Regions from separate parts of the Homo sapiens genome. Here region 1 is linked to region 2. The links are chromatin loops, found by intact Hi-C in ENCODE. Cell type or tissue: breast epithelium. All regions are shown on one strand. Links, peaks and the distances in the headings refer to the core of each region. The heading gives the core; the rest is flanking DNA.

Region 1 (8,000 bases), core at 1-8,000, 310 kb after region 2:
CCTGAGGCCCACAGGCAATATTCAACTTTAGTACAGAACGGTGACCAAATGCTGGACATAGGCAAAGAGTAACATAGACAGGGCCGGCTGCATGAGACACTCGGTCATCGGCATGGCCAACAGCATCCCCAGACCAGGGTGTGGCCAGCTCATACCACAGAAAACATAAAAACCATGCCAGAGCCAAGGCTTGAACTCATGAGTGGGGAACTGAGCGAGAGCAAACGCCAGTTGCTATGTCCCTCTATGATTTTTCTTTTTAAACTTGGCAATAAATTCACGTGAAACAAACAAACATACTGCATGGCCAGGAGACAGATTCACAATCTCAATCTCTGCCCAAAATGCAGGGCGCCTAACTTGAAATCCTGGAGAGGCCGGGCGCAGTAGCTCACGCTTGTAATCCCAGCACCTTGGGAGGCTGAGGTGGGTGGGTCACTTGAAGTCAGGAATTAAGAGACCAGCCTGGCCAACATGGCAAAACCCCGTCTCTACTAAAAATATAACAATTAGCCAGGCATGGTGGTAGACATTTGTGATCCCATCTATTTGGGAGGCTGAGGCAGGACAATCGCTTGAACCCGGAAGGCGGAGGTTGCAGTGAGCCGAGATCATGCCACTGCACTCCAGCCTGGGGGATAGAGCGAGACTCTTGTCTCCAAAAAAAAAAAAAAAAAAAAAAAAAAAATTCTGGGAGAGCCAAAAAATGAGGTGGAGCAATATTATGCTAAGTGAAAGAAGCCAGATGCAAAAGGGACAAAAACATTGCATGATTTGATTCACAGGAGTTCCCTAGAGTTGTCAAGATTTATTATTATTATTATTATTATTATTATTTGATACAGTCTTTCTCCATCGTCCAGGCTGGAGGGCAGTGGCGTGATCTCGGCTCACTGCAACCTCTGCCTCCCAGGTTCAAGTGATTCTCCTGCCTCAGCCTCCTGAATAGTTGGGATTACAGGAGCCAACCACCATGCCCGGCTAATTTTTGTATTTTTACTAGAGACAAGGTTTCACCATGTTGGCCAGGGTGATCTTGAACTCCTGACCTCAAGTGATCCATCTGCCTCCGCCTCCGAAAGTGCTGGGGTTACAGGTGGGAACCACTGCGCCCAGCCCTAGAATTATCAGATTTAAACAGACAGAAAATAGAATGGTGGGTGCCAGGGGCTGGGGGAAGGAGAATGGGAAGTGTGTTTAATGGGGACAGTTTCAGTTTGGAAAGATGAGAAAGTTCTAAAGATGGATGATGGTGACAGTTGCGCAACAGTGTGAATGGGCTGGACATAGTGGCTCACACCTATAATCCCAGGACTTTGGGAGGCTGAAGGGGGAGGATCACTTGAGCCCAGGAGTGTGAGACCAGCTTGGGCAACATAGGGAGATCCTATCCCCAACAAATACAAGAAAAAACAAACAAACAAAAAAATGATGCAAATGTACTTAATGCCACTGAATTACATACTCAAACATGGATAAGATGGTTAATTTTTTTTTTTTTTTTTTTGAGACGGAGTCTTGCTTTGTCATCCAGGTTGGAGTGCAGTGATGCGATCTTGGCTCACTGCAACCTCTGCCTCCTGGGTTCAAGCGATTCTCCTGCCTCAGCCTCCTGAGTAGCTGGGATTACAGGTGTGTGCCACCATGCCTGGCTAATTTATATTTTTAGTAGAGATGGGGTTTTGCCATGTTGGCCAGGCTGGTCTTGAACTCCCAATCTCCAGTGATCCACCCGCCTCAGCCTCCCAAAGTGCTGGGATTACAGGCTTAAGCCAACACGCCCGGCCAGATGCCAAATTTTATGTTCTATCTATGTTACCACAATATTGTAAATGGCGAAAAAATTTGAGAGGCTGAGGCAGGAGGATCGCTTGAGGCCAGGAGTTCAAGACCAGCCTGGGCAACATAGCAAGACTCTATCTCTGCAAAAAATTAAAAAGTTAGCCAGGTGTGGTGGAGTGCGCCTATAGTTCTAACTACTTGGGACTATACTTGGCTGAGATGAAAAGATTGCTTGAGCCCGGGAGTTTGAAGTTACATTGAGCTATGACAGCACTGCTGCACTCCAGCCTGGGTGACGGAGTGAGACCCTATCTTTAAAAAAAAAAACAAAAAAACAAAACAAAACAAAAAAGCCAGGCGCGGTGGCTCACGATTGTAACCCCAGGACTTTGGGAGGCCAAGGCAGGCCAATCACAAGGTTAGGAGATCGAGACCATCCTGGCTAACACGGTGAAACCCCATCTCTACTAAAAATATAAAAAATTAGGAAGGCATGGTGGCACGTGCCTGTAGTCCCAGGTACTTGGGAGGCTGAGGCAGGAGAATCGCTTGAACCCAGGAGGCAGAGCTTGCAGTGAGCCGATATTATGCCACTGCACTCCAGCCTGGGTGACAGAGTCAGACTGCCTCAAAAAAAAAAAAAAAAAAAAAAGTAAAAAAAATCAAACAAACTAGAGCAGAACCAAAGCCCACTCCGCCCCAACAGAAAAGCAGGCAGTGACTTCAAAACCTGGGATGGCTCCTTCCAGTCTAAGGAATTGAAGGTTAGACTTGGAATGCTAGCATAACAAGAAGTAATAATAAAATTGATGATACTTATTATTGTTATCCCACTGGGGAATGGGGCCAACTGACACTAAAATTTACACAAAAGAACTAAAGTCCATTGATAAGCTAAGACAATTCTACAAAACAAGAGCACAGATGGAGTAGTTGGTCTGTGAGAGAGTAAAACATATTTCAAAGCTACAACCATGAGAACAGCAGGGCATTTTTGCATTAATAAATGGACCAATGGGACAGAGAAGACAGGCTCCAATCTCTGGGCACTGAGGGTAAGACAGAGGGGGTTTCCCCAAGCCAGTGGGAGACGGTGGATTCTGTGGTGTGGTTTTAGGAGAAGCAGCTTACTTTACATGAGAAGAGCCAAGCTGGATCTCTATCTCATAGCATACACAAGAAAGAAACTGTGAAGAATTAAGATGAAGGTACAACTACAAAGCTAAAGGGAGATAATGTAGCAGACTATCAGGGACTCAGGAAAGGGAAAGATTCATTCATTCATTCATTCATCCAGTGACACAGTCTCACTCTGTTGTCCAGGCTGGAGCGCAGTGGCGTGATCACAGCTCATTCCAGCTTCGAACTCCTCGGCTCAAGTGATCCTCCCACTTCAGCCTCCCGAGTAGCTGGGACTACAGGCATGCACCACCATGCCCAGCTAATTTTTTTTTTTTTTGAGAGAGTCTCGCATTGTCACCCCAGGCTGAAGTGGAGTGGAGCCATCTCAGCTCACTGCAACTTTCGCCTCCCTGATTCAAGTGATTCTCCTGCCTCAGCCTCCCGAGTAGCTGGGATTACAAGTGCCCGCTACCATGCCCAGCTAATTTTTTTGTATTTTTAGTAGAGATGGGGTTTCACTATGTTGGCAAGGCTGGTCTTGAACTCCTGGCCAATTTTTGTATTTTTTGTAGAGATGGGGGTCTTACTATGTTACCTAGGCTGGCCTGGAACTCCTGGGCTCAAAGCAATTTTCCCACCAAAGTGTTGAGATTACAGGTGTGAGTCAATGTGCCCAGTTAAGATTCTTTTAAAAATTCTTCCAAGCACAATCCACATATGCAAAATATAATGGTTTTACCTATATTCAAAATGAAGACTTCTGGCCAGGCATGGTGGCTCATGCCTGTAATCCCAACACTTTGGGAGGCCAAGGTGGGCGGATCACTTGAGTCAGGAGTTCGAGATCAGCCTGGCCAACATGGTGAAACCCAGTCTCTACTGATAATACAAAAATTAGCAGAGTATGCTGGCAGGCACCTGTAATCCCAGCTACTCGGGAGGATGAGGCAGGAGAATTGCTTGAACCTGGGAGGCAGAGGTTGCAGTGAGCCGAGATCGTGCCACTGCACTCCAGCCTGGATGACAGAGCGAAACTCTGTCTCAAAAACAAAAACAAAAACAAAAATGAAGACCTCTGAGATCCTCATGGGTGCGGTGGGGGAGTGCCGGAGTTTGGCACAGGCAAAAATTGGCAAGGGATAATCTTCTAGAACAGGGTCAACAAACCTGGGAAGGGCTAGATAGCAAACATTTTTGGTTACGTCACACATAAGGACTCGGTTGCAACTGCTCAACTGTGGCATAGTTCTAACACAAAACCAGTCACAGACAGTATGTAAGTGATTCCGCGTGGCTGTATCCAATAAGTTTGAATTTCACATAATCTTGTCATGTCAAGAAATATTTTTTTTGAGACAGGGCAAGACTCTACTTTTTTTTTAATGTGAAAAAAAAAAATCAATAAATAAACTAGAGCAGCGCCTAAATCCCATTCTGCCCCAACAGAGAAGCAGGCAGTGACTTCAGGGAACTTCTTTTTTTTCTTTTTTTTTTTTGAGATGAAGTCTCGCTCTTGTTGCCCAGGCTGGAGGGCAATGGCGTGATCTCAGCTCACTAGCAACCTCTGCCTCGCGAGGTCAAGTGATTCTCCTGCCTCAGCCTCCCGAGTAGCTGGGATTACAGGCACCCGCCATCATGCTCGGCTAATTTTTGTATTGTTGTAGAGATGGGTTTCACCATGTTGGCCAGGGTGGTCTCGACCTCCTGACCTCAGTTGAGCCACCACGCCCAGTCTACTTCAGGCAACTTCTGTTGCCCAGGCTGGAGTCCAATCATAGCTTGCTGCAGCCTCAAAATCCTGGGCTTGCCGGGCATGGTGGCTCACGCCTGTAATCCCAGCACTTTGGGGGGCCGAGGTGGGTGGATCGCTTGAGCCCAGGAGTTTGAGACCAGCCTGGGCAACATGGTGGAACCCCATCTCCACAACAACAACAACAAAATTCCTGGGCTCAAGGAATCCTCCTGCCTCAGCCTCCCAAGTAGCTGGGACTACAGCTGCACGCCACCATGCCAAACTAATTTTTAATTAGTAGAGATGGGGTGTCACTATATTGCCCAGGCTGGTCTCAAACTCCTGGCCTCAAGTGATCCTTCTGCCTTGGCCTCCCAAAGTGCTGGGATTGCAGGTGTGAGCCACTGTACTTGGCCCAAAATATATTTTTAAAATCATTCAACCATTAAAAAAAAACGTAAAAATCATTCTTAGCTGTGGGTTGTAGAAAAACAGGTTTCAGGCTGTATCTGGCCCACAGGCCGTAGTTTGCCAGTTTTGACTCTGGAAGATACCAGCAACTTCTAAAAACTGCTCAGAGAAAAAATGGAGAAAGGCTACAAGTAATTGACTTACAGAGGAACCTTATTAGGCATACACAGAGAAGCCCTATCTCTCACTGCCTATCAGAGCTATGCCAATGAAAACAATAAGGAGGGCTGAATTCCGAGGCTCGCATTTATAATCCCAGGGCTTTGGGAGGCTGAGGTGGATCACTTCAGCCCTGGAGTTCGAGACCAACCTGAACAACAGAGCAAGACCCCATCTCTACAAAAAATTACCTGAATGGGATGGCACTTGCCTTTAGTCCTAGCTACTCAGGAGGCTGAGGTGGAGGGATCACTTGAGCCCGAGAGGTTTAGGCTGCAGTGAACTGTGACTGTGCCACTGCACTCCAGCCTGGGTGACACAATGAGACCCTGTCTCAAAAAACAAACAAAACAATGAGGAGATACCATTATGTAGCAGCTGTCAGATGGATAAAAAAAATTAGAAAGACAGGGCCGGGCGTGGTAGCTCACACCTGCAATCCCAGCACTTTGGGAGGCCAAGGCGGGTGGATCACCTAAGGATGAGAGTTTGAGACCAGCCTGGCCAACATGGTGAAACCCCGTCTCTACTAAAAATACAAAAATCAGCCAGGTGTGGTGGCGGGTGCCTGTAATCCCAGCTACTAGAGATGCTGAGGCACAAGAATCGCTTGAACCTGGGAGGCGGAGGTTGCAGTGAGCCAAGATCGCGCCACCGCACTCCAGCCTGAGAAACAGAGCAAGACTCTGTCTCAACAAATAAAAAAAGAAAGAAAGAAGAGGCCAGGCGCGGTGGCTCACGCCTGTTAATTCCAGCACTTTGGGAGGCCAAGGCGGGCAGATCAACTGAGGTCAGGAGTTGGAGACGAGCCTGACCAACATGGAGAAACCCCGTCTCTGCTAAAACTACAAAATTAGTCAGGCGTGGTGGGGCGCATGCCTGTAATCTCAGCTACTCGGGAGGCTGAGGCAGGAGAATCGCTTGAACCCGGGAGGTGGAGGTTGCGGTGAGCCAAGATCACACCACTGCACTCCAGCCTGGGCAACAGGAGTGAAACTCTGTCTCAAAAAAAAAGAAGAAAAATTAGAAAGACAGATAAAGCCATATGTTGGTGAGGATATGAGAAAATGGACAACTTGAACCGGAGCACGGTGTTAGGAGTGCGGATAGGGACAGCCTTTTTTGGAAAGGATCAGACAGGACTTGGAGTGAAGTTGCAAATCCTCTAGGAATGGGCAGTCCCACAGAAGGGGTCGTGTGAAGATGACTCCAGCATTGTTCGTGGTGGCCGGAAATTAGAAGTAACCAGATACCTACTGTGAAGGGATTAGAGAAGAGGGTAGGTGGGTGGGGTGGCTCACACCTGTAATCCCAGAACTTTGGGAGGCCAAGGCGGACAGATCATGAGGTCAGGAGTTCGAGACCAGCCTGGCCAACGTGGTGAAACCCCGTCTCTACTAAAAATACAAAAATTAGCCAGGCGTGGTAGCAGGGCATCTGTAATCCCAGCTACTTGGGAGGCTGAGGCAGGAGAATTGCTTGAACCCGGGAGGCAGAGGTTACAGTGAGCTGAGATCACGCCACTGCACTCCACCCTGGGCAACAGAGCGAGATTCCATCTCAAAAGAAAAAAGGAAGAAAAAAAAGAAAATAAAAAGTGATAAATCAGATTTACAAACCTCAGTGTGGAGAGTTCAAAAATAGTGTAAGGAGAGGAAAAAATAAGAAACAGAAAGAGATTTTTTTCTGAAGCACAACACCATTTAAGGAAATGAAACACGCACAAGGCATATTTTTCAAGGACACTCAAATGTCTAAATAAGTTTCTGGAAGGTGGTTTGTAAGGAATGGGATTAGATGGGGTGGGGGTGGCACTGACGGTGGAGAGCGGAGGGTGGTGAGCTTCAGTCTGTGGGTGCTGTTTTTACATTTTTAAATGGATGGGAAAGAAGAATTTAATTTGGGACTCATGAAAAGTATGTGAAATAGAAATTTCAGGGTCCTGCAAATAAAGTTTTATTGGAACGCAGCCACGTTCGTTCATTTCCATATTGTCTACGGCTGCTTTTGCAACTGCAAAATGAAGGCCCTGAAGCACCAAATTCAAAAAGGTATACATTAAATATGTGCATTTTTTTGCATATTAAGTATACGTCAATAAAATCAGAAAAAGCTGGGCACGGTGGCACACGCCTGCAATCCCAGCTATTTAGGAGGCCGACGTGGAAGGATCACTTCAGTCCCCGAGTTCGAAACCAGCCTGGGCAACATAGTGAGACCTCATCTGGCAACATAGTGAGACCTCATCTCAATAAAAAGGATGAAAGGAATAAAAATAAAGTGGGGAGGAAAAAAGAACTGAGGCAGAGTTGAATCAATGCAATAGAGACCGTATGACCTGCAAAAGTGAAAATATTTACTGACCCTTAGCATTGAAGGTTGAAGGTGGAGGCTGAAGGTGAAAAAATAATAAGTAATACAAGAGAAGTGGTCTGCACAGGCTAACGTGGATGGTTGTCAGGAGCTGAGGAATGAGATGAACTCAGTTTTGGACTCCTGAAGGCCAAAATAATTTTTTTTTTTTTTGAGACGGAGTCTCACTCTCACTCTGTCGCCCAGGCTGGAGTGCAGCAATGCGAGCTCAGCTCACTGCAATTTCCGCCTCCCCGGTTCAAGCGATTCTCCTGTCTCAGCTTCCCAAGTAGCTGGGATTACAGGTGTGTGCCACCACACCTGGCTAATTTTTGTATTTTTAGTAGGGGTTTTTGCCATGTTGCCCAAGCTGGTCTCGAGC
Region 2 (9,467 bases), core at 563-8,562:
GCTCACTGCAAGCTCTGCCACCTGGGTTCACGCCATTCTCCTGCCTCAGCCTCCCGAGTAGCTGGGACTACAGGCGCCTGCCGCCATGCCCGGCTAATTTTTTGTGTTTTTAGTAGAGACGGGGTTTCACCATGTTAGCCAGGATGGTCTTGATCTCCTGACCTCGTGATCCACCCGCCTTGGCCTCCCAAAGTGCTGGGATTACAGGCATGAGCCACCCCGCCCGGCCAGAACAATTTTAGTCTTATAGATGTATTGGCAACATAGTGAGATGTTCCTACCATCTTATTCCTGGAGTAACATTTTGTGTTTGTATTTGTGTTTTTGTTTTTGTTTTGTTGATACTCTTGAAAGTATTACTTGTTATTAAGACAGCACTTCTCTTTGAGAGGTAATTGGTAACTGAAACATTTTTTATTATTAGAGACAAGGTTTCACTATGTCACTGTGTTGCCCAGGCTGGTCTCCAACTTCTGAGCTCAAGTGATCTTCCTGCCTCCCAGAATGCTGGGATTACAGGTGTGAGCCACCCCACCTGACCGGAAACATTCATAAAAAGGAGAAAGTCCACATTCCTCAGAGAGCCTCAGTCCCAGATTCCCAGATGATATATCCTTAGGGTTCTGAAATAATTTTTTTTTACACTTTTTTGTTTTTTTTCTTTCTTTTTTATTTTTTTTATTTTTATTTTTTATTTTTTCAGACAGGGCCTCACTCTGTTGCTCAGACTGGAGTGCAGTGGTACAGTCTCAGTCTCAGCTCACTGCAGCCTTCCATGGCTAAAGTGATCCTCATACCTCAGCCTCCCTAGTAGCTGGGACCACAGGCATGTGCCACACCCAGCTAATCTTTCATATTTTTTGTAGAGAAAGGGTTTTCACTGTGTTGGCCAGGCTGGTCTCAAACTCCTGGGCTCAAGTGATCCTCCCTCCTTGGCCTCCCACAGTCCTGGAATTACAGGCATGAGCCACCGCACCGCCCTCTTTATCCTTAAGTAACATTGATATGGAGATAAAAAACATGGGTTCTTGGCCAGGCGTGGTGGCTCACACCTGTAATCCCAGCACTTTGAGAGGTTGAGGCAGGCGAATCACTTGAGGTCAGGAGGTTGAGACCAGCTTGGCCAACATGGCAAAATCTCGTCTCTGCTAAAAATGCAAAAATTAGCCAGGTGTGGTGGTACCTGCGACTGTAGTCCCAGCTACTCCGGAGGATGAGGTGGGAGGATCGCTTGAACCAGGGAAGCAGAGGTTACAGTGAGCTGAGATTGCACCACTGCATGTCAGCCTGGGTGACAGAGCAAGACCCTGTCTGAAAAAAAAAAAAAAAGCATGGGTTCTGGAGTTGGAGGTGATCAGTGCTGGGTGTATTAATTTCCCATGGCTGCAATAACAAATTATGACAGATTTTTGGTTTAAGACAACAGGAATGGATTCTCTCTCAGTTCATGGTCAGAAGTCTGAAATCATGGTACTGGCAGGGCCACAATCCCTGGAGAGGTTCTACAGGAAAATCCTTGCATCTTCCAGATTGCAGTGGATCCAGCTGTTGCTTGATTTGCAGCAGCGAAACCCAAGTCCCTGCGTCTGTCTTCACTCCTGTGTCTTGTGTCCTCTTTTTTCCTTTTTTTTTTAAAGTGAGATGGAGTCTCGCCGTGTTATAGGCTGGTCTCGAACTCCTAGGCTCAAGTGATCCTCCCACCTCAGCTGTTCTTTTCTTTTCTTTTTTTTTTTGAGACGGAGTCTGGCTCTGTCACCCAGGCTGAAGTGCAATTGCGCGATCTCCGCTTACTGCAAGCTCTGCCTCCTGGGTTCAGGCCATTCTCCTGCCTCAGCCTCCCGGGTAGCTGGGACTACAGGCGCCCGCCACCACGCCCGGCTAATTCTTTGTATTTTTAGTAGAGACGGGGTTTCACCGTGTTAGCCAGGATGGTCTCCATCTCCTGACCTCGTGATCTGCCCACCTTGGCCTCCCAAAGTGCTGGGATTACAGGCTTGAGCCACCGTGCCCGGCCCCAGCTGTTCTTTTCTTATAAGGACACTGGGCATTGGATTTAGGGCCCACTTTATATCTAGGATGATCTCATCTCAAGATCCTTATCTGCAAAGACCCTATTTCCTAATAAGGTCACCTTCACAGATTCCAGGGGTTACAACTTGGATGTCTGTCTTTTTTTTTTTTTTGAGATGGAATTTTGCCCAGGCTGGAGTGCAATGGCGTGATCTCGGCTCACTGCAACCTCTGCCTCCCGGGTTCGAGCGATTCGCCTGCTTTGGCCTCCCAAAGTCCTGGGATTACAGGGATTAGAGGCATGTGCCACCATGCCCGGTTAATTTTTTTTGTATTTTTAGTAGAGATGGGGTTTCTCCGTGTTGGTCAGGCTGGTCTCGAACTCCTGACCTCAGGTGATCCGCCCACCTTGGCCTCCTAAAGTGCTGGGATTACAGGTGTGAGCCACCGCCACCAGCCTCACATATGGCTAATTTTTAAGTTTCTTCTAGCGATGCGGTCTCACTATTTTGCCCAGGCTGGTCTTGAACTCCTGGGCTCAAGCAGTCCTCCTGCCTTGGCCTCCCAAAGTGCTAGGATTACAGACGTGAGCCACTGCGCCCGGCCAATAAATATTTATGTCCATGTTACTGACAGCAGTGTTCGTTGGTGTGGCATGGGAATGAGCTAGCTTTTCTAGGAGGAGCCCCCTATGCTCCAGGGCTGCCCCGCTGTCTTGGCTCACCGGCCATGGGAGGGAGTCCTGGGCCATGATCTGTACCTAACATAGGAGGCCCAGGAGAGGCACGTGGGGAGGACTTCCAGCCCTGTTCCTTGACGTCTGCACCCTCCAGGGGAAGGATGACAGCTGCAGAAGGGCCTGTCTCTGTCACTCTGTAGTGAACAGTTACTTCTTGCCATCTGAAGTCACCCTGGCCTACGTCCATGAGATTGGCCAAATGGCAACTACCAACACCAGGCCATTTTCCCTGTGCAGAGGGGGAGGCCCTTTGGCGTGGGCTTCCTGGGCTTGAGGAAGCTTTGGCATGGCCTCTGGAGTTCCTGGGCATAGGCTGCCCTCCCTTGGAAAGGAGGCAGTTTCTCAGGGAGGGGTGCCGGGAAAGAGAACAGAACAAACTCTCACTTCCCCAGCCCTGTGGCGCTCTTTCTGGAAATGACTGTGTCACTTTTCTTTCTTGGTCAGCACGAGTCAGTGTGGCCAGTGCTTTAGACTCTCCCATCCCCTTGGCTCAGAAGCTTACACAGCAGCATGGGCTCCGTCAGGGGCTAAACTTCAGTTTGTGAGGGGCATGCCATGGGGTGGAAAGTTCAGAGAAAAACCCTTTGTCCAAAGAAGGTGAAGAATGGCCTGCTGTCACCGAACCAGGGGCCCTTGTGACTTCCTTTGGTTACACTCCTGGGATCCCCCTGACAGCTGGGGCAGGGGTATAGAAGAGCTTGTTATGTGCCCCATCTTTAGGACATCTCGGTGTCAAGCTGGAGTGACAACAGGGAAAGTTAGTAACCCCAGAAAGGCATTTGTGTTTCAGCGGTGCCTGCGTGTGGCTAATGGATACCGTCATTTATTGAGCATTTATCCCGTACCAGACTGTGCATAAACTTGTGTTGACTCAAAATGCTTGACCTTGGGGGCAGCTAGGGAAAGGGCAGTGATATAAATTAGGCCTATGGGCCACATTGAGCCTGTGGCCTATTTTTATCTGTGTTTGTATTTTATTAGTGAGACAGAGTCTCACTGTGTTGCCCAGGCTGGAGTGCAATGGCATGGTCTTGGCTCACTGTAACCTCCACCTCCCAGGTTCAAGTGATTCTCATGCCTCACCCTCCTGAGTAGCTGGGATTACAGGCCTGTGCCACCACCCTGGCTAATTTTTGTATTTTTAGTAGAGACAGGGTTTCACCATCTTGGCCAGGCTGGCCTCGAACTCCTGACCTCAAATAATCTGCCTGCCTCAGCCTCCCAAAATGCTGGGATTACAGGTGCGAGCCACCGCACCCAGCCTGTGTTTTATTATTTATTTATTTTGAGATGGAATCTCGCTCTGTTGCCCAGGCTGGAATGCAGTGGCGCAATCTCGGCTCACTGCAACCTCTGCCTCCCAGGTTCAAGCGATTCTCCTGTCTCAGCCTCCCGAGTAGCTGGGATTACAGGCACATGCCGCCATGCCCAGCTAATTTTTTGTATTTTAGTAGCTCACTGCAGCCTCTAACTCCTGGGCTCAAGTGATCCTCTGGCCTCATCCTCCCAAGTAGCTGGGACTACAAGCACATGTCACCACCCTTGGCTAATTTAAGCAATTTTTTTAGAGACAGAGTCTTGCTGTGTTTCCCAGGCTGGCCCCAAACCCCTGGCCTCAAACCATCCTCCTCCTGCCTGAGCCTCAGAAGTAGCTGGGATTATAGTCACGAACCGCTGGGCCCGGTGTGGCCTATTTTTGTACAGACAAAGCTAAGAAAGGCTTTTACAGTTTTTGAGAGATTGATTAGGGAAAAAAACTAAAACCCAATCCACAAACAACAATAATCAGTTGAGACCACAGTGTCCTGCAAAACCTGAAATATTTACTCACTGGCCCGAGGCAGGGGAAGCTTGTAGACCCCTGGGATAAATGAATGAGGCAGGCAGGAGTTGGGGTCTGTGGGGAGTTTGGCCCCAGCCAAAAGAGAAACCAAAAAATCCTCAGGCCGAATAGAGCATACTTCTGAATTGTGTGAGCCCCTTGTGCCAATTGTGGCGCTTACTGTATGTTACCACTTACTCTGAAAAGAGTTCTGTGAGGTCAGAGATACCAACCCCAATTTACTGGTGGAAAAACAGAAATGAAAGAACTTGACTGGCCAAAGTGATGTGGTTGGCAGGCAGCAGAGATGGCTTTGGCATTCTGGGTGACTGGATGCCCACCTTAAATGCATATATAAGTGGTTCAGTGACATTTATCTGTTCATCACAAAGACCCAAAGTAGCAGAGGCTTAATTAAACACGATGGCATTTTATTTTTTGTGCTCTAATGCTAAAGTGTGAAGATTGTCAGGTGCCAAAGTCTCCTGGGCTCTTGGAAGTTCCCAGATCCAGGTCCTCCCCCCGGCTTTTTTTTTTTTTTTGAGATGGTGTCTCGCTCTGTTGCCCAGGGGCTGCAGTGCAGTGGTGTGATCTCAGCTCACTGCATCCTCTGCCTCCCGGGTTCAAGCGATTCTCCTGCCTCAGCCTCCCAAGTATCTGGGACTACAGGCGTGTGCCACCACGGCTGGCTAATTTTTGTATTTTTAGTAGAGACGGGGTATCGCCACGTTGGCCAGGCTGTTCTCAAACTCCTGACCTCAGGTGATCCACCCGCCTCGGCCTCCCAAAGTGCTGGGATTACAGGCCACTGCCCCAGGCTGATCCTCCACCATTCTTAAGGTGAGGTCTTGTCCTCAGGTTTCAGCATGACTGCTGGAGTCCCGCCATTACACCCTGGCTTCCAGACAGCAGGACAGAGGAAGGGACAAAGGAGAAAGGGTGCAAAGGTCACATCCAGGTGTTTGTTAAGAAAGGTTCCCGGTAGCTGATGCAAGGTGCTTCAGCTTTCATTTTGTTGGCTAGAATGTAGTCACATGATCACTGCCAGCTGCAAGGGATGCTGGGAAATGTAGTTTTCAATCTGAGCGGCCATGTGCTCAGCTGAATTTAGGGTTCCAGTTTCCATGGACAAAGAGAGAACATACAGGGAGTCACCTTGGCCACAGTGGGTAGGATCTGGACCTGGCCAGAATGTTGGGAAGGACGTTTCTGGGTTATGGAGAGGTGCTCCAGTGGGCCAGGGCTGGAGACAGCCACCTGGCTTGGAGCACAGGGTCCCCTGTGAGGAGTGGAGGGGCTAAAAGTGGAAACAGGGCTGGGTTGGAATCGAGGATTTTTTTGGTTTTTTTGGAGATGAATTCTCGCCCTGTCACCCAGGCTGGAGCACAGTGGCTCAATGTCATCTCACTGCAACCTCTAGCCTCCCAGGTTCAAGTCATTCTCCTGCATCAGACTCCCAAGTAGCTAGGATTATAAGTGCGTGCAACCACACCCAGATAATTTTTGTATTTTTAGTAGATACGGGGGTCTCACCCTTTTGGCCAGGCTGGTCTTGAACTCCTGACCTCAAGTGATCCATCTGCCTTGGCCTCCCAAAGTCCTAGGATTACCGGCATGAGTCACCGCACCCAGCCTCAGGTGAAATCTTAATGGAAGGTGTCCAGTGCTGTGAGCAGCTCCTGGTCACCAAGCACTGGCCCTCTGTGTAGGGGGTCTGGATGAGATGGGTGGGCAAGGCCTTTCAACAGAAGCTGGAGTGTGGTGTGAACTTGCTAATGACTTTGAGATGCCAAGCCTCACACACCTCAGACCAGGTTGGATTTAGCAGGTGGAGAGGCTCAGGAAGACCTCTGTGGCAGGTGTGTCTCCTTTCTGCGGAAACCTGCTGCTTCTAAGGTCTGCTGGAGAACCTGGGAGGTGGTGAGTTTGCAAAGACATCCAGGGAAGCAGCCACTTAAGCGAGGGCAGGATGGAGGGGCCCACCTGGGCCACACCTGGCTGCTTGAGGTGGCGAGTTGAGGCTGGGAGGGGTTTCCATCAGTTCCATCAGCTCAGAGCTAGGATTTTTTTTTCTTCTTTTTTTGAGACAGGGTCTTGCTGTGTCACCCAGGCTGGAGTGCAGTGACACGATCATAGCTCATTGCAGCCTTGAACACCCAGGCTCAAGGGATTCTCCCTCCCTCAGCCTCTCTACAGGCTGGGACCACAGGCGCACATCACCATGCCTGGCTAATTTTTTTTTTTTTTTTTTTTTGTAGAGACAGGGTCTCACTATGTTGCTCAGGCGGATGTGGAACTCCTGGGCTCAAGCGATTCTCCTACCTTGGCCCCCAAAGTGCTGGGATTACAGGTGTGAGTCATGGCAGCCACGGCTCCAGAGCTCGGGTTCTTAATCTGGTCTGTGGATGGCCCCTGGGGGCGGTCCCATGAGCCCCTCACAATTGGACACAGTTTTGCAAAGGGGTAAAAGGACAAGAATCGGTAGCTGTGACTGTGGATGAGCCTCTGAGCTTCACTTTCCCTCCCTGAAAGGGGGTGACAGTGGCACCTCCCTGGAGGTTTTCGTGGAGGGGAGGAAACACATGTAAAATACTTCACCCCAGTTGGGCACAGAGGCTCATGCCTGTAATCCCAGGTTTTGGGAGGCCGAGGCAGCAGGGCGGTTTGAGTCCAGGAATTTACAACCAGCCCGGGAAACACAGTGAAACTGTATCTCTTAAAAAATAATTTAAAAAAATTAGCCGGCATGGTGGCACATGCCTCTAGTCCCAGCTATTCCAGAGGCTGAGGCGGGAGGATTGCTTGAGCCCAGAAGCTTGAGGCTACATTGAGCCATAATCGTACCACTGCACTCCATCCCGGGAAACAGGGCAAGACCTTGTCTCTAAAAAAAAATGCTTCTTGCTTGATGACTTGTGATATATGAAAAGGAAGAAAGAAAAGAAAAGCTTTGCCCTGTGTGCCTGGCCCGAAGTAAGTGCTCCATAAATTGGCCGTGGTGTAGCTGTGGATTCTCTGCACATTTTTCTGTGCAGAACCTCCCCTGATTTCGGTCAGCTTCTCAGAAGGATCTGTGACTGAAAAAGGGTACCAGTTCCTGGAGGACAGCACCTGATTGGGGAGTGGAGTCTGCCCTGGCTGGTAAGGGATTGGGGGCTCTCTGCGCAGGGCCAGGACATCTCTCCAGGGACAGGCGAGAAGCTTTGAAAGGGCAGGAAGGAGAGGGCAGCAAGGTCAGATGCCGTGAGAGGTCAGAGTGAGAGCCAAGGGGCGGTCACTGGATTTCTGAGCAGGAGGTCACAGGTGACCTCAGAGAGCAGTCCCCTGGAGGGCTGGGGTGGGGGAGGGGCCAGCCAGATGGCAGGTCTTGGGGGAGGTGACAGTGGAGCTGCAGAGAGAGCAGGGGGGACGGTGACCTTTCCCAGCCCACTGAGACCCACTCTTTCATTCATTCAGCCAGAAACAGGCAGCGAAAGTGGACTCGCCGTCTCCATAGTGCGGTAGCTCCCATCCAGCCAGCTTGAAATGGTCAGCAGAAATTCACCAAGCGTCTGCTGTGCACCAGTTACTGTTTTAGGAGCCCAGGGATGTGGTGACACCCGAGATAAACACAAGGTCCCACATTTGCAGGCCTGGGGACATTGTCTGAGGAGCGCTAAATCAGCAATCACTTAAAACAAGCTGAGGGGCTCCAGGATGCTGGGGGAGGGGCTCTGCTTAGAGGGAGGCTGAGGGCAGAGTCGTGCTTGTGGTAAGAGCTCTAGCAGGGGCCAGCTGGCAAGTCCTGATCCACTCCTTAGCATCCCGGTGACCACTTTGTGCCTCAGTTTCCTTGGCTGTCAGTTGTGGATCTTGACATCGTCTACCCTAGAGGGTTGTTGTGAGTGGCGAGCTGATAGAAGTAAAGTGCTTAAAATAGCGTCTGGCACTGCAGGAGGGAAGACCTCCTCTGGGAATGAACTTGTGGGCCTGGCATGGCCAAGGGCATGCAGTGGGGGGGATGGGGAGGCAAGGGACGCCTGTGATGGAGGCTGGGCTCCAGCCATGCTGTGGCCCGCTGTGCTTTCCTGGCGGGGCGATCATGGGCAAATGCCTCAGTGTCCCCGAATCTCAGCTTCCTTATTGGTGGGAGGATTCGGTGAGTGGCTTCCCTGGTGGAAAGTGGCCTTGGCCAGAGTAGACATCTGTGGCTGGACTGTATACAGAGCCCTGCCCAAGTCGGACACAGCCCCCCAATCTCCAGTGCACTCTGTCTTTTTTTTTTTTTTTTTTTTTTTTTGAGACAGGGTCTCACTCTGTCGCCCAGGCTGGAATACAGTGGAGCGATTTCTGCTCATTGCAACCTCCGCCTCCCAGGTTCAAGTGATTCTTGTGCCTCAGCCTCCTGAGTCTCTGGGACTATAGGCATGTGACACCATGCCCGGCTAATTTTTGTGTTTTTAGTAGAGACGGGGTTTCACCATGTTAGCCAGGCTGGCCTCGAACTCCTAACCTCAAGTGGATCTGCCCGCCTTGGTCTCCCAAAGTGCTGGGATTGCAGACATGAGCCACCGTGCCCGACCTCAGTCTTGGGGAGCAGAGAGAAGGCAGACAGAGAACCCCATCTCCTCTGCTGGGGAAGTGGTCTAGGGAGCACCTTGAAGAGAATGGCAGCTAAGGAGAGGTAGGGGAGAGGCTGGCCTGGCCAGAGAGAGGTGAGCTGCAAAGGAGGGGGACCCAGGGGCCTGCAGGGTGTCTGTGGTCAGCCCTGCTACTCTCTGCCTTTCCTGGCTGGAATGCTATCCCTGGCCTCCCAGCACTCTCTGGGTTAGAGGCTGCAGGCGGTCCTGATTAGCACACATGGGAGCCTCACCTTGGGACCTTGTCCAGGGAACCGTGGTTCTCCCTCCAGTTTCC

Evidence for each region. Hi-C counts contacts between places; a loop is a spot of excess contacts. Peaks named below come from ENCODE experiments on the same cell type or tissue, not always from the same donor. Only the 100,000 strongest peaks of a DNase experiment are listed, where the experiment ranks them.
Region 1: it touches region 2 in a loop (33-fold over the local background); 2 of 110 quality-filtered maps call a loop at or near these places.

Annotation. Positions count from the first base shown.
Region 1 is chr19:11,180,429-11,188,428 of GRCh38, forward strand. The region is part of intron 4 of KANK2 (KN motif and ankyrin repeat domains 2); the gene reads right to left. Among named protein-coding and RNA genes, the nearest start is that of KANK2, 13 kb to the right of the region's middle. In breast epithelium, for the core only: no CTCF peak of the experiment used is centred there; no DNase peak of the experiment used is centred there; H3K27ac peaks cover 1,913 bases.
Region 2 is chr19:10,873,710-10,883,176 of GRCh38, forward strand. All of the region lies in intron 1 of CARM1 (coactivator associated arginine methyltransferase 1), which reads left to right. Among named protein-coding and RNA genes, the nearest start is that of CARM1, 6.9 kb to the left of the region's middle. RefSeq lists enhancers at 591-1,091, 1,092-1,592, 2,912-3,061, 3,242-3,471, 5,279-6,121 and 4 more. In breast epithelium, for the core only: no CTCF peak of the experiment used is centred there; no DNase peak of the experiment used is centred there; H3K27ac peaks cover 1,475 bases.